2 separate regions of the Homo sapiens genome follow, and region 2 is linked to region 1. The links are chromatin loops, found by intact Hi-C in ENCODE. Cell type or tissue: ovary. All regions are shown on one strand. Links, peaks and the distances in the headings refer to the core of each region. The heading gives the core; the rest is flanking DNA.

Region 1 (8,197 bases), core at 2,218-7,217:
AGAAATTCAGGAAGGAAATGGAAAAATTTCTTGAAACAATTGATAATGAAAACACAATGATATGGTTTGGTTCTGTGTCCCCACCCAAATCTCATCTTGTAGCTCCCGTAATTCCCACGTGTTGTGGGAGGGACCCAGTGGGAGATGATTGAATTATGGGATGTGGGGGCATCTTTCTTATGCTGTTCTCGTGGTAGTGAATGGGTCTCACAAGATCTGATGGTTTTAAAAAAATGGGAGTTGCCCTGCACAAACTCTCTTTGCCTGCCACCATCCACGTAAGATGTGATTTGCTTCTCCTTGCCTTCCACCATGATTGTGAGGCCTCCTCAGCTATGTGGAACTGTAAATCCAATTAAACCTCTTTCTTTTGTAAATTGCCCAGTCTTGGGTATGTCTTTATCAGCAATGTGAAAACAGACTAATAAACACAGCATACCAAAACCTATGGGATACAGCAAAAGCAGTCCCCAGAAGGAAGTTTATAGCAATAAATACCTACATCAAAAAAAGGAAAAACTTCAAATAAACAATCTAACAATGCATTTTAAAGAATTAGAAAATTAAAAGGGAACCAATTTCATTTATTTCTGCTGGGATCTTTATTATTTCTTTTCTTCTATTAAAGAAATAAATGAAATTGAAATAAAAAAATTCAAAATATCAATGAAACAAAAAGTTGGTTTTTTGCAAAGTTAAACAAAATTGATAAAACTTTAGCTAGAATAGCTAAGAAAAGAAAGAGGAGATACAAACAAATAAAATCAGAGGTGAAAAAGGAGAGATTACAACTGATACCACAGAAATTCAAAAAATCATGAGTGGCTACTCTGAGCAACTATATGCCAATAAATTGGAAAATCTAAAATAAATTGAAAAAGTCCTAGATACATACAAATTACCAAGACTGAACCAGGAAGAAATCTAAAACCCGAACAAACCAATAACAATTAACGAAATTGAAGCCGTAATAAAAAGACTCCCAGTAAAGACAAGCCAAAGACCTGATGGCTTCCTTGCTGAATTCTACCAAACACATTTAAAGAAGAACCAATACCAGTCCTACTCAAACTATTCCAAAAAGTAGAGGAGGAGGGAATACTTCCAATTTAATTCTACAAGGCCAGTATTACCCTGATTCCAAAACAAGACAAGGACACATCAGAAAAAGAAAACTACAGGTCATTATCTCTGATGAACTCTGATGCAAAGATTCTCAACAAACTATTAGCAAATCAAATTCAACAATAGATTAGAAAGATCGTTCATCATGACCAAGTGGGGTTTATTCCCCAGGATGCAAGGATTTTTCAACGTATGTAAATCAGTCAATTTGACACATCATATTAACAGAATGATGGATAAAAACCATATGATCATTTCAATTGATGCTGGAAAAGTATTGGATAAAATTCAACATCTTTTCATAATAAAACCCTCGAAAAACTGAGGATAGAAGGAACGTACCTCACCATAATAATAGCCATATATGACAGACCCACAGCTAATATTATACTGAGTGAGGAAAAACTGAAAACCTTTCCTCTAAGATCTGGAACACGACAAGGAGGCCTCTGTCACCACTGTTATTCAACATATTACTGGAAATCCTTGCTGGAGCAATCAGACAAGAGAAAGATATAAAGGACATCGAAATTGGAAAGGAAGTCAAATTATCCTTGTTTGCAGATGATATAATTTTATATTTTGTAAAAGCTAAAGATGCCATAAGAAAACTATTAGAACTGATAAGCAAATTCAGTTAAGTTTCAGGATACAAAATTAACATAAAAAATCAGTATCATTTATATATGCCAACAGTGAACAATGTGAAAAAGAAACTTAAAAAGCAATCCCATTTACAATAGCCACACATAAAATTAAATACCTAGGAATTACCTTAACCAAAGAACTGAAAAATCTCTACAGTGAAAACTCTAAAACAGTGATGAAAAAAATTGAAGGACACCAAAAAAATGGGCAAAAATTCCATGTTCATGGATTGGAAGAATCAGTATTATTAAAATGTCCATACTACCTAAAGCAATGTACAGATTCAATGCAATCCCTATCATGATACCAATGACATTCTTCATAGAAATAGAAAAAAAAATCCTAAAATTTATATGGATCACAAAAGAAGCAGAATAACCAAAGCTATCCTAAGCAAAAAGAACAAAACTGGAAGAATCCCATTACCTGACTTCAAATTATACTACAGAGCTTTAGTAACCAAAACAGCATGGTACTTGCATGAAAACAGACACATAGGGCAATGTAACAGACTAGAGAACCAAGAAAAAATCCACACACCTACAGTGAACTCATTTTTTATGAAGGTGCCAAGAACATACACTGGGAAAAAGACAGTCTCTTCAATAAATGGTGCTAAGAAAACTGGATATCCATATGCAAAATAATGAAACTAGACCCCTCTGTCTCACCATATATAAAAATCAAATAAAAATTGATTAAAGACTTAAATCTCAGACCTTAAGCTATGAAACTACTACAAGAAAACACTGGGAAAACTCTCCAGGACACTGCTCTGGGCAAAAATTTCTTGAGCAACACCCCACAGCCACAGGCAACTAAAGCAAAAAGGGACAAATAGAATCACATCAAGTTAAAAAGTTTCTGCACAGCAAAGGAAACAATCAACAAAGCTAAGAGACAACCCACATAACTTGCAAACACTTGCAAGCTACCATCTGACAAAGGATTAATAACCAGAGTATATAAGGAGCTCAAACACCTCTTTAGGAATCAACCTAATAATCCAATTTAAAAATGAGCAAGAGATCTGAATAGACATTTCTCAAAAAAAGACATACAAATGAGAAACAGGCATATTAAAAGGTGCTCAACATCATGGATCATCAGTGAAATGTAAATCCAAACTACAGTGAAATATCATCTCACCTCAGTTAAAATAACTTATGTCCAAAAGACAGACAATAACAAATGCTGGCAAGGATATAGAGGAAAGGGAACCCTTGTACACTGTTGGTGGGAATGTAAACTAGTACATGAACTATGAAGAAGAGTTTAGAGGTTTCTCAAGAAACTGAAGATACAGCTACCATATTATCCAGCAATCCCACTGCTAGGTATACACCCAAAAGAAAGGAAATCAGTGTATCAAAGAGTTATCTGCACTCCTATGCTTGTTACAGCATTGTTCACAATAGTCAAGATTTGGAAGCAACCTAAGTGTCCATCAATACATTAATGAATGAAGAATATGTGGTACCTACAGACAATGGAGTATTATATTATTAAGTCATAAAAATAATGAGATCCAGTCATTTGCAACAACATGGATGAAACTGGAGATCATTATGTTAAGTGAAATAAGCCAGACACAGAAAGAAAAACATCGCATGTTCTCACTTATTTGTAGAATTTAAAAATTAAAACAATTGAACTCATGGACATAGAGAGTAGGAGGATAGTTACCAGAGGCTGTGAAAGGTGTTGCAGGGTTTGGAGGAGGTGGGGATGGTTAATGGATACAAAAAAAATAGAAAGAATGAATAAGACCTGCTATTTGATAGCATAACAGGGTGACTATAGTCAAGAATAATTTAATTGCATATTTTAAAATAATTTAAAGAATATAATTGGATTGTGTGTAACTCAAAGGATAAATACTTGAGGGAATGTATATCCCATTCTCCATGATGTGCTTATTTCACATTGTAGGCTTGTATCAAAACCTCTCATGTACCCCATAAATATAAACACCTACTATGTATCCACAAAAATAAAAATAATAATGATTCATGTTCCTACATTGTTCTTAGGTTGAAATAAAATGACTAATCAAAAAGTAGTCATTAGTTATCCAATTGATAGCCATGCTCTATAGAATTATTAATTTTGAAGGTATATTCTGTTAATGCTTTATCCAGGTGGGCAATTAACATATACCTCAAGGAAAAGAAATCCTAGGAATGGAGTTCTCTCGAAATAAGTGCATTTTCCTTAAAATGACCCCCATGAACACCAACAGCCATAGACTTCCATCCTAAATCCACATCACCAAACTTCCAAGCTGTTATTACTTTAGAGTTTCTTGTACTATGTAGCCCATTGAAATGTAAAGACACCTGAATGGAGTGTTTCCTAAAACTAATTAGTAAGAAAATATCAACAAAAGAGTCAAACTCTGTAAAATATTTGAAGAGATATATTCTGAGCCAAATATGAGTAACCAATGGCCCAAGGTACAGTCTCAAGTTGTCCTGAGAATATATGCCTAAGATGGTCGACCTACAGCATGGATTTATACAATTTAGGAGAACATAAGACATAAATCAATACATGTAAAATGTACATTGGTTCAGTCTGGAAAGATGGGACAAGTTGAAGTGGGGGCTTCCAGGTCATAGGAGGATTCAAGAACTTTCTAATTGTTAATTGGTTGAAAGAGTTAAGTCATTGTCCAAATATCTAGAATCTGTAGAAGGGAATGTTTGGGCCAAGATAAGGGGTTGTGGAAACTAAGGTTCCCCTTATGTACATAGAATCAATAGAATGGAATGACTGGCTTAAGTTAAGAGATTGTGGAGATCAAATTTCCCATCATGCAGATAAAGCCTCCAGGTAGCAAGCCTCAGAAAGAATAGATTGTAAATGTTTCTTGTCAGACTTTTTTTTAATATATAAAGTGCCAGACTCTTAGTTGAGTCTCTCCTGGATCAGGAAAAAGGCCTGGAAAGGGAAGGGGATTTTCTATACAATGTTGACTGTCCCCTTTGCTGGGCTATTTGAAGATGTGGCAAAGAAACATATTTGGGGGTTATCTTTATCTGTCATGTGATGTTATGCTAGAGTCAGGCTGGAAAGTAAGCCATGTTATATGTTTTGAATAAAACCCCTCTTTTGAGAGTTTATGGTTTGTAGGACATGGATCTCCGTACCCCTTACATAGGAATTTGAGCAAGAGAAGAAAAAGATCAGAGTTTAGTCCTCAGAAACTTCTTTATTATGCTAAATGGGTGGATCAAACTGGTTTCATGTAATTGAAGCATGGCAGAATATGCCACCCTAAAATATGTCATTTTGACATAAAGATTATTTTTAAGCCTTAACTCACTTGAGTAACAACAGATGCAAGAAGGGCATTCTTATTTCCCTCTTTATTCCTGAAAACAGGATAAAAACTGCCATGTGAAAAATGGCCAGAGGTCAGAACAGTTTGCAAGCACAGCATGTTCTCATTTATAAGTGGGAGCTGAACAGTGAGAACACATGGACACATGGAGGGGAACAACACTCACTGGGGCCCATTGCAGGAGGCTGGTGGCAGAAGAGCACTAGGGAAAAGAGCTAACACATGTGGGGCTTAATACCTAGGAGATGGATTGTTAGGTGCAGCAAACCACCATGGCACACATTTATCTATGTAACAAACATGCACATCCTACACGCGTACCCTGGAGATTAAAAAACAAAAACAAAAACAACAAAATAATTTTAAAAAGAAGAAACAGTTTGCAAGGTTATTTACTGGATCTCCCTGTACCAGTTAAAAGGAACATTCTTCAACGGGGAGTCACAGCTGAGTGAATTCTGTACAAACAGTCCTTGTTAAGTATTTCTTATCTTCCTTTAGCCTTCCCAGATAATTTAGTTACTTTTCCAGAATTGTCTCTTTTTGTTCAACCTAATATAAAAAGCATTTAGATTTTTCCACTTCTTTGGGTCTTCATTTCCCTATGAGGGCTCCTATGTCACATAAAATGCATACAAGTTTTTTATGCCTTTATCCTGTTTAATCTGTTTTATATCAATTTAATTATCAGACCCAGCAAAAAACTCTAAGAAGTATAAACCAAAAATAAAATTCTAAGCCCCCCAGCAATGGACTGATGGACAACCCCCCAACTGGCCCTCAGCCAACAGTATTCCAAAGAAATCTGGAAAACTAATTCAGTTCATGATGGGGGAGAGGGAGGTTGGACCTGCGTTGTTATACCCTCCTGCTTTTGGAATTCAGGCAAAACTGACCAGCATTAACATAAAAACAGAGATCTTTTTTGTTGTTGAAAATGGCAGAATTTTCTTCTTTGGCAAAGCTAAAATTACATATGCATATATATATATATATATATATTTATCACAGTTTCTTCATATAATCATTTATATTTGCTAAGTAGTAACCTTACTAATTTATCAAATTATCTTTTCTTTTTTAAATTTAATTTAATGTTAAGTTCCAGGATACATGTGCAGGATGTGCAGGTTTGTTACATAAGTATACATGTGCCATGGTGGTTTGCTGCACCTACCAACCCATCTCACCACATATCCCATTCTCCATGATGTGCTTATTTCACATTGTATGCTTATATCAAAACCTCTCATGTACCCCATAAATATAAACACCTACTATGTATCCACAAAAATAAAAATAATAATGATTCATTTTCCTACATTGTTCTTAGGTTGAAATAAAATGACTAATCAAAAAGTAGTCATTGGTTATCCAATTAATAGCCATGCTCTATAGAATTATTAATTTGGAAGGTATATTCTGATAATGCTTTATCCAGGTGGGCAATTAACATATACCTCAAGGAAAAGAAATCCTAGGAATGGAGTTCTCTCGAAATAAGTGCATTTTCCTTAAAATGACCCCCATGAACACCAACAGCCATAGATTTTCATCCTAAATCCACATCACCAAACTTCCAAGCTGTTATTTACTTTAGAGTTTCTTGTATTATGTAGCCCATTGAAATGTAAAGACACCTGAATGGAGTGTTTCCTAAAACTAATTAGTAAGAAAATATCAACAAGAGTCAAACTCTTAATACCTATGTATTAAGCCTCACATACATTTGCTATTTATCCTAATGCTCTCCCTCCCCTCACCACCCAGACATTCCCAAGTTTGTATTGTTCCTCTCCCTGTGTCCACTTATTATTCTCAATGTTCAGTTCCCACTTATAAGTGAGAACATGTGGTGTTTGGTTTTCAAAACAGAGATCTTAAGACTGACAAACAGACTCTTTGTTACAATAAGATACCAACATGACAGATAGAAATCCCTGGAAGAAATTAAAGTATTTTACCCCAAAATATATATCTTTGACATATGCTTGAAATGGCCCTGTAAAGCTATCTTTTGCAGGGAAAATCTACATTCTGTAGAGAATCCCCTTCCCTTTCCAGGTCTTCTCCTTGATCCAGAGGAGAATTACCAATGAGTCTGGCACCTTTTTAAGTCTGATAAGAAACGTTTATAATCTATTTTCTCTGAAGCCTGCTACCTGGAGACATATGCATGATAAAAAAACTTGGTCTCCACGACCCATTATCTTAACCTAGCCAGGTCTTTGGATAAGAACTTAACTCTTTCATCCAATCGCCAATCAGAAAATCTTTTAATGTACCTATGATCTGGAGGCCTCCCCCTTTCAAGTTGTTCTGTCTTTCTGGACCCAACCAATGTACACCTTACACGTATTGATTGATATGCTATATCTCCCTAAAAGGTATAAAACCAAGCTGTAGCCTGACCACCTTGGGTACATGTTCTCAGGACTTACAGAAATTGTGTCTCAGGCCATAGTCACTTATATTTGGCTCAGAATAAATCTCTTCAAATATTTTACAAAAGTTGACTCTTTATCCAGAAAAGGTAGAGGTAAAATTTTGCTTCCTCTACGTAATAAAAATATTTTGGCTATTCTGGCACCTTAGTGACACTAGATAAATTTTAGAATTGACTTGTGTAATTAAAAGGAACTTTTGATAATTATTTTGATATTTCATATATATAACAATTTAGGGAGAATTTACGTCTTCACTAAAATTCCATTTTCCACCCTAATAAGTAATACCCATTTTGTCAGGGCAATTTTTAATATATAATGTTAAAAGAAAATATTATAATAATTTATAAAATCATAAAATTAATTTAGTCCTCTTTAGATCTTCTGAATTTTATTCTATGTCCACCAATGAAATCAAATTGCTATTAACAAAGGCTAACTAGGCTCTTCCTGCACAAGTGTTAGGCTATTTTAGGACATAGGAACAAAGGAATTAAATGAGTAACTGGTGACTCAGTTACTTACAGCTCTCCTCTTGAGTAGCTGGCAGTTTCTCTCAAGTTACAGGGGGATCATACCCAGCTTCTCCAAGAAAATAACTCATGGCCTCAACCACACACAAACAGAAACA
Region 2 (8,197 bases), core at 1,689-6,688, 74 kb after region 1:
TTCTTTCACTCTTCACAATAAGTCTTGCTGCTGCTCACTCTTTGGGCCCGTGCCACCTTTAAGAGCTGTAACACTCACTGCGAAGGTCCACAGCTTCATTCTTGAAGTCAGCGAGACCAAGAACCCATCGGAAGGAACCAACTCTGGACACACCACCACTCTAAATAAAGGTACTTATCAGTTCTTTAGTAAGGAGATATGAGACACTGTTGAAGATCCAATATCTAAACCTCAGAGTTCCTCAGGCAAGTATTATGGCAAAGTTTTTACGTATTCCAAATTCATAAACAGATATAGAGACATGGGTTTAGGACCTAGTTCTGACTTTATTAGTGGACTGGAGGAACAACTAGTGCTACCAGATATCAAAATATATTACAAGGTTAGAATAATTTTTTAAAGTTCAGTGACAATTTAAGTGTGAAGCAAGAGGTCGATATAGACATAGAAAAGAAGGGGACAGGAAAAAGGTTTCAAATAGACCATAGATCTGAATTATTATCTGGATATAGGTTAGAAATCAGTCAGTGAACTTTCAATCATCTAACAAAAATTCTTAGGTCACTGGTCTGCGTTTGTCTGGTTTAACCAGAAAACTAGTGGTTTTAGAGGCCTCTATTGCCTTAGGGCTACTAAAGAGTTTTCTTCTTCTGTAGCTTGTTCATGCCTCCCTGAAAACTCACAAGGAAGCTTGAATAAGTAATTTCAAATAGGCAATACTAGAGGGTATACATTTAAAGGAAAGGCAAAGAAAAAAGAGAATAAGCAAACGGATTTCTTCTCTCAAAGGAGTAGGAAGATGGACAATGGAAATGGAGAAGACAAAAGATGAATAAATACTGGGCACAAGACAAATAAACATATTGTGGTTGGGGGGGAAATATTTAAAAATCTAAGAAAAGGAGTAGTTCTATAATGCCCCAGTTTGTAGCCCTTATTATAGTTATTACATCTAAGGAATGAATATACGTGTGTATGAGAGGGTGGTGAGAGATGCCCAGGGAAAGCTGGGGAATATGTTGGGGACACTATTCCTATTAATGAATATTTTTGTACTTTGGAGTCTCTCAAGGCTTATTCTAGGGGAATTCTTTTTAGACTCTTCTAAGCTAACGGTGCTGCCCTGTATACCCAAGGCAGCCAGACACAGATACTGGGGGTCTGCATCCCCTGGACTAATCCAGACAACAACGACCTTCTTAAGAGAAAAAACTTAGAAGTCGGAGATTCATAATGGCTGCCACGGCCACCCATTGGAAAGGATTGTTTTTAAGGGTTTCGTGAGAGTCAGGCAGATGGCTGGGGCATCCAAGTCTTCCATAATTAGACATCATTATGACTGTTTGCATACTTTTCCTACAGGAGTTTAGCATATATAATTCTTTCCCAACATTAGAATCTGTGGCTTTTAATTTAAAATGTTATGGCTACTGAGCGAGAGTGAAATCAGTTGTATCCCATATTCTCAACTTAGAATGTTTTTACCATGAAATGCTTTGTGAAATGGGAAAAGCCTTACCCACTGTCACACAGATAGTAGTGGGTCTGGCGCTAAGATCCAGCTGTGTTAATTCTTACTCCAACTGCTTGTCTGGCAGGGCCCTTACCCTGCTTGGCACTTTTGTGGTTCCACTGTTTCTCAGAGGCTCACCTGGCATCACATGCAGATTTCCCATGTCAAGTGCATCTCTGATAAAGGCAGAGAATCAAACCAACGAAATGGAAAAGGTGTAAATAAATTTCCCTGCCTAAACTTTAACAGGCATGTCATTCCAAAACACAGGAATGAGGGGAAATCTCATCTGTGATGTAGATGCCATCTATTTTCACTTCATGTTCTTATAATATGAAATGCTCTCTTTGTCAGTTATGTTATTTGGCTCATGCTAAAATAATATCATTCAGGAAAATTACAAGGTGGAGAAAGGAGAGAAGGGAAAGGACAATTGACTTGTGTCTACTATGGGGCAGACTATGTAGCAGCATTTTTAATGATTTCTGTTTGAGGCTTCACATCAGTTCTTGGGTGGGGTTTTTCTTTTAGACATATACAATTTTTTGAGTGGAATTTGAATCACACTCTACATGCTGTCAGATAGTCTGATAATAAAATACATTTCATTGTTTTGTTTGCTCACTTCATAAAAATAGTTGTCTGGAGAAAATTTAGGATATCTTGCAAGCACCATCTTGTGACGAGAAACAGAACTGTTACTACAACATCCTTGTGGGAGAACGGTGGGAACTACATCCTGCCAGCAAGCAGCTTTCTCAGGCTTCTAGAATATACCATCCTCAAATTTAGTTTTGTTATGCATTACGTAAAAAATGGAATCCGAATCTCTTCACCTCCAATGGTCGGATTGCAGAAAAATAATTGCATGGTTACTGAAAATTGAAAATATGAGAAAGATATATAAAAAGAAAGTATAATTCTGGAAAGATACTATTTCCTGTATATCTTTCCATATTTTTTCTTTACATAAACGTATGAATGCATATTATTTCAAATCAGCTTTTTGTCCTGCTTAAGCTCATGGTTTAAACATTTTTGCATACTACTAAGTGTTTTCAATGTGATTTTTTAGTGAATCACTTCAAATGCAATTTTCCCCCAACTTTGCAACATTTTACCTCAATCTTTTTTCTGATTTTGTTTTAAAAAAAGGCTAAATATGTATTAAGAATTTTTCAAAAATAGTGATAGTAAAGCCTGCCCTATCTCTTCAACTGCACAAATAATTCCATTAGCAGGCTGGTTTATATTTTTTCTGATTTGGTTACACATGTATTAATGTAGTCTTTTATGTTTAAATGACATAATATGGTGCTTACCATTCTGCAGTTTGCTCTTTTTACTTCTCAGACACCTTTTCAAGTCACTACAAGTTCATACTTTCATTTGTCAGCTATATAACGTGCCATTGTATGGATGCACCATAGTACATAATACGTTTAAAACTGTTCATAGAAATAAACCAAATCCTATCCGTTTCTCACTCTTACACTTAGATGATATAGAAAAGTGGTTCTTGCTGACCATGGCTGTACCTGTGGACTGAAAGAGCGGGCTGCAGGGAGGACACATGCAAGGCTGTAGTTGACACAGCAACCAGGCTACCCACTTGATCAGGTCCAGGAAAAATTCCACTATTCACAAAAGACAAGGGAGTATGGGAGCGTGTCTGTGGTGTCTATGTGTGTTTATGTATTTGAAACAAAATGGGTATACTGTTTTGGCTTTATTTTGCTCTTCTTATTATGAAAACAAGCACAAATAGAAACAATTCTAAAAATGCTGGAAGTAGTGAAAAATAGATTTTAAAAAAACTTCCATAATCTGAACACTCAGAGATGAACACTCAGAGATGCTGACTGTTAACTCGGGAGTCTAGTTCCCTTCCTAAGGAAAACGAATATACATCTTTACAAGTGTTACCACTCGACGGCATATCTGAATCCCTTTCCATGTTCATGTACATTTATATTTGTGTCCCTATATGTCATTCTCTTTGTGTGTTTACATTTTTCTATCATTTTTTGTGTAGAATAATGTGTTTAAGTCAAAATATAATAAAATCTGTAACAAAGATAGAAATATGTAGTGCCACGTAAAAAATTAACACGAACAGCACGTCTCACCGAAGTCTTAATTTAGAAACTGTAATTTGATCGCCCATTCCCACACGGAGGACTTTAAAAATATCGGGCGAAACAAAAATTCAGAGGATTAATTCCGTTCCAATAACAGCAGTTCAAACAAAACCATTCCATTCCCACCTCTCTCAGGCAACAATCTCTATTTCTTTTCTTTCCTTTTTTTTACTTTAACACCAAGGCCCGAAGAAATTCCCAGAAAATAACTGGCTTTAAGACAGCCATTACCTTGAAGCTTCTTGTCAGCTGCAGCCTCTTGAAATGCTGCCCCTCCCCCAATACTGGCCGGGTACAGCTCCCTTCCGAGCGGCTCCGACGAGGCTCCGCCCCCTCCCAGTGATGGGAATAGCAAGGGGACCTTTCCCTCAAAGGGAAGAGGATCACCAAGTTAAACTGCAATTCCCTTAAAGCGAAAAGATCATCATTTTTAAAGCAGTTGAAAGCGGAATGGCAACATGTGTCTGTTTAATTTACATTCAAACTACAAGAGTGTGTGATTTTCTGGGAAAAACAAAGGTAGAAATGCCTTTACCATATAATAAAGACTCAGTAAAGAACATCTTTTACATATTTTTCTTGCCTACTTTGGCAACTTATTTCTAAAAACGATTTCAAGATCCGACTGGTCAAGCTCTATTAAAAAGCCCCTCTACATCCTTATTTGTACTGCAATGAATTAATACATTATTTTGTGGATAAGCAATTCCCTGAAATTTTAATTCTTCTGGCCCTGGCACATGATGTATATCTCTCTTTTTATTCAGGTCTTCTCATTCATCTTTCAGAAAGTTTCATCGTTTTTTTCAACTAAAGTCATTTCTAAACATAAAACATCAACCAAAATCCTTAAAGAGATATGTAGGTATCTGAATATCCTGAAATTGGAAACAAAAAAATTCTTATTGGCAAAAACACAATAAACCAAATTTGAAAATATAAGAACAAAATTGACAAAACTGTTTTCAACGCAAAAATATCACTAAAGTAGTTCTTACATATTAATAAGAAATAAATGGCAGAGTAAAAATGGGCAAAAGACATAAATAGACAATTCACAATGTTCTGAGAGTATAATTTTTCCCCACTCCTAATATTTACTTCCTTGAGGGCAAGCTCATATGGTGCCACCACAGGAATCTCTGTCCCTTCCTGTACAGCTACAAACCTCTAGGCTATTTTGGTAGGTTTGCTTAAATTTGGAGTTCTGTTATCAAGCCTGTAATCCCAGCACTTTGGAAGGCCGAGGTGGGCAGATCATTTGAGGCCAGCGGTTCGAGACCAGCCTGGCCAACATGATGAAACCCCATCTCTACTAAAAATACAAAAATTATCCAGGCGTGTTGGTGGGTGCCTGTAATCCCAGCTAATCAGAGGGCTGAGGTGGGAGAATGACTTGAACCCGGGAGGTGGAGGTTGCAGTGAGCTGAGATCGCGCCACTGCACTCTAGCCTGGGCAACAGAATAAGACTCCATCTCAAAAAAATAAAATAAAATAATAGTTAATATATAAGCCCATTTGATTCTCACAATAATCAATACCCCGCAACTTCCTCTTCCTCTTGTACTGTTGTAATGTTGACATTTTGGCTTCCATCTGCAACTCCATTTGTTTTATATCTATCTATCCAGTTTGTTCAGTGGAGAAAGGGAGGTGCTATATATCGGGACTCCTCAAAACCCAAATATTCAAAATAAAGATTAAAACTAATACATAAAAGATATTCACCTTCCCTAATAATCAAAGAGATGCAAATATAAAACAGCAATAAGATGGCATTTTTCTACTTAAATTGACTAAGAAGCAAATAAATGATACAACTAATAGAGATCCAGGAAACAAGGGCACTCTTGCTAATGCCACGGTCACAAAGCTAGGAAGAGGGTGAGACAAAATCGGAGCCAAAGTCTGACTCCAAAACAGGAGGTATGCCCTCTTTCCACCACTATTCACTCCCTCCTGGGCTTGGAATCATGTTTCTTTGGTAGAACCAAAGATGATGTCGCTCACATTCAAACTGTGAGGAAATTGGTGAATATAACACCAGCGTGGCCGGGCACGGTGGCTCACACCGGTAATACCAGCACTTTGGGAGGCCGAGGTGGGCAGATCATGAGGTCAGGAGATCGAGACCATCCTGGCTAACACGGTGAAACCCCGTCTCTACTAAAAATACAAAAAATCAGCAGGGGGCGGTGGCTGGCGCCTGTAGTCCCAGCTACTCGGGAGGCTGAGGCAGGAGAATGGCGTGAACCCGGGAGGCGGAGCTTGCAGTGAGCCGAGATCGCGCCAGTGCACTCCAGCCTGGGCGACAGAGCAAGACTCCGTCTCAAAAAAAAAAAAAAAAAAAAAAGAAATAACCCCAGCGTGAGTGTTGCTTAGTCTCATGTCTCTGATGGTGAACATATTGGTGAACTACAACCATCTTCAGCAACTACCATGCTTACTATCCTTGACTTCTTTCTATCTCTTACATCCATCTACATTCCCACACAAATTAAAAAGTATTTTCATGCACTATGCTTTTTTCTTCTTTTTTTTTTTTTTTTGAGACAGAGTCTTGCTCTGTCGCTCAGGCTGTAGTGCAGTGGCACGATCTCAGCTCACTCTGCCTCCTGGGTTCAAGTGAGTCTCCTGCCTCAGCCTCCTGAGTAGCTGGGATTACAGGCATGTGCCACCACACCCAGCTAATTTTTGTACTTTTAGTAGAGATGGGGTTTCACCATGTTGGCCAGCCTGGTCTAAAACTCCTGACTTCAGGTGATCTGCCTGCCTCGGCCTCCCAAAATGCTACGATTACAAGGTGTGAGCCACCGCTCCCAGCCTGCACTATGCTTTTGCACTGACCGTATCTGCATGATAGCATTAACTTGGCCTTAGATCAGTTATGAGAAGTCTCTTTTGTGTTATAGGGGCCTGGCAGCAGCTTCCCTTTCAGATATGGTGATTCCTGGACAGGGGCTGAAAATCATTCGTTATACAGAGAATTGCCATTTTCATTCTACCCTCATTAACAATTGGCAATTCCTTGCTCCTGTGCTTTGCGGTTTGCAGCTGCCAATTCAGTATGGGAAAGTTGCATTTTTATCCTCTTTTGCTGAGCTTTTTTATTCACAAAATATTCACAAAATTAAGATTTAAATTTAGATTTTTATTGCCTTTAATGTTCAGGTGTTGTTTCCCAGGAAGCATTAGAACCTACACATTGCTAATGGATAATGATTCTGAGGTTTAGGTCTCTTAAGATAATGTTATAAAAAATCATAAAACTAGGTAAAGTTGGTGAGGCCCTCACAACCCCATTTGTTATCACAGTGAGTGGGTAAACACATCTCCTGCCACATTCTCGCTATTCAGGTTAGAGACACAGAGCTGCATTTGACACATCTCTTCCTGTAATGATCAAATGGAATAAAAGAAAACTGTCTGCGTTGGGGACTCTAAAGAAAGAAGCCATCATTCTTCCAGAGACTCATAACAGAAGGGTCAGCCTGGGTCAAAATTTTCCTGGTAAGCAACTTTAAAATGACACAGAGTTCTTTGGTGAGATATGGATTTCTGTTGGCAGGACCCAATGTTTAGCTTGTAAGAGTTTATCACCAAGGCATTATGACATGGTTATGTTTCTGAATTTTTCAGACAGCCAAAAAATCAGACAGTGTGGGTTTGAAACCTTTATTAGCTCAGCGGAGAAAAACTGTCCAATCCTTGACAACAATGCTAGGTTGTCATCTCCCATATCCTAGATAGCATAGTCAGCAAGGATGCATGGGTCACCTGTATCTCTATATTAACCTAGATTGTCCAAATATTAAATATTAAGCCATTAATATATTTAAAAATACAATAATAAAAAGAGTTTTAGCTACTTAGTTGTCTAGAAAAGCTGTTTTTTGTTTGTTTTTGTTTTTTAAGAAGCCTCATTCTATTTATCTGGGGATAGTAAATGGTTCTCGTCTGTTGTAGCCTCTTTTATCCCCCTGAACCTTCACAAAGTAGCTTGAATAAAGTATTTTCAATGGGTGATAATTGGATTGCATTAAAACATGGCAAAGAAGAAAAGAGATCAGATAAAAAATTTACTTTACTAAGTAGGATGAAGGTAGACGATGAGAATATAGACAAGACACAAGTCAGAAGAACGAATAATGGGTATCAGATAGGTGGGGTTAGATGTGTGGAATATATTTGGGGGGGTACAAAAAAGAGAAGTATTATAACACAAACCCAATATCCCATCGTTATTTTCTCTGTTGTGTAATAAAAAAGGAATTGTGTGGGAGGAGCTTTGGCAGTATCGGGGACATTGTTTTTGTTCTTGGATAATTTGGCCTTTTGCAACCCTCTGAGTTATCGTAAGTGAATGCTGGGTTCTAATCTTTTCTAAGCTGCCACTACTGCCCTGTCTATCCAAGGCAACCAAAGGAGAGCTCACGGACACAATGAGGCTCAGCATCAACAATCTCACTGACAGCACAACGTTATGAGGCACGGATTTGTGATGGTTGCTGGGAAAGAATTAAGTTTGTTAAACCACTACAA

The links. Peaks named below come from ENCODE experiments on the same cell type or tissue, not always from the same donor. Only the 100,000 strongest peaks of a DNase experiment are listed, where the experiment ranks them.
Region 2: a loop joins it to region 1, with 6 times the contacts of the local background. A loop is called at or near these places in 1 of 110 quality-filtered maps.

What each region holds. Positions count from the first base shown.
Region 1 is chrX:106,247,264-106,255,460 of GRCh38, reverse strand. No RefSeq gene overlaps it. Among named protein-coding and RNA genes, the nearest start is that of PWWP3B, 83 kb to the right of the region's middle. In ovary, for the core only: no CTCF peak of the experiment used is centred there; a DNase peak (open chromatin) is centred at 5,290; H3K27ac peaks cover 1,827 bases.
Region 2 is chrX:106,173,048-106,181,244 of GRCh38, reverse strand. All of the region lies in intron 2 of PWWP3B (PWWP domain containing 3B), which reads right to left. Among named protein-coding and RNA genes, the nearest start is that of PWWP3B, 8.8 kb to the right of the region's middle. In ovary, for the core only: no CTCF peak of the experiment used is centred there; a DNase peak (open chromatin) is centred at 3,964; H3K4me3 peaks cover 892 bases; H3K27ac peaks cover 1,889 bases.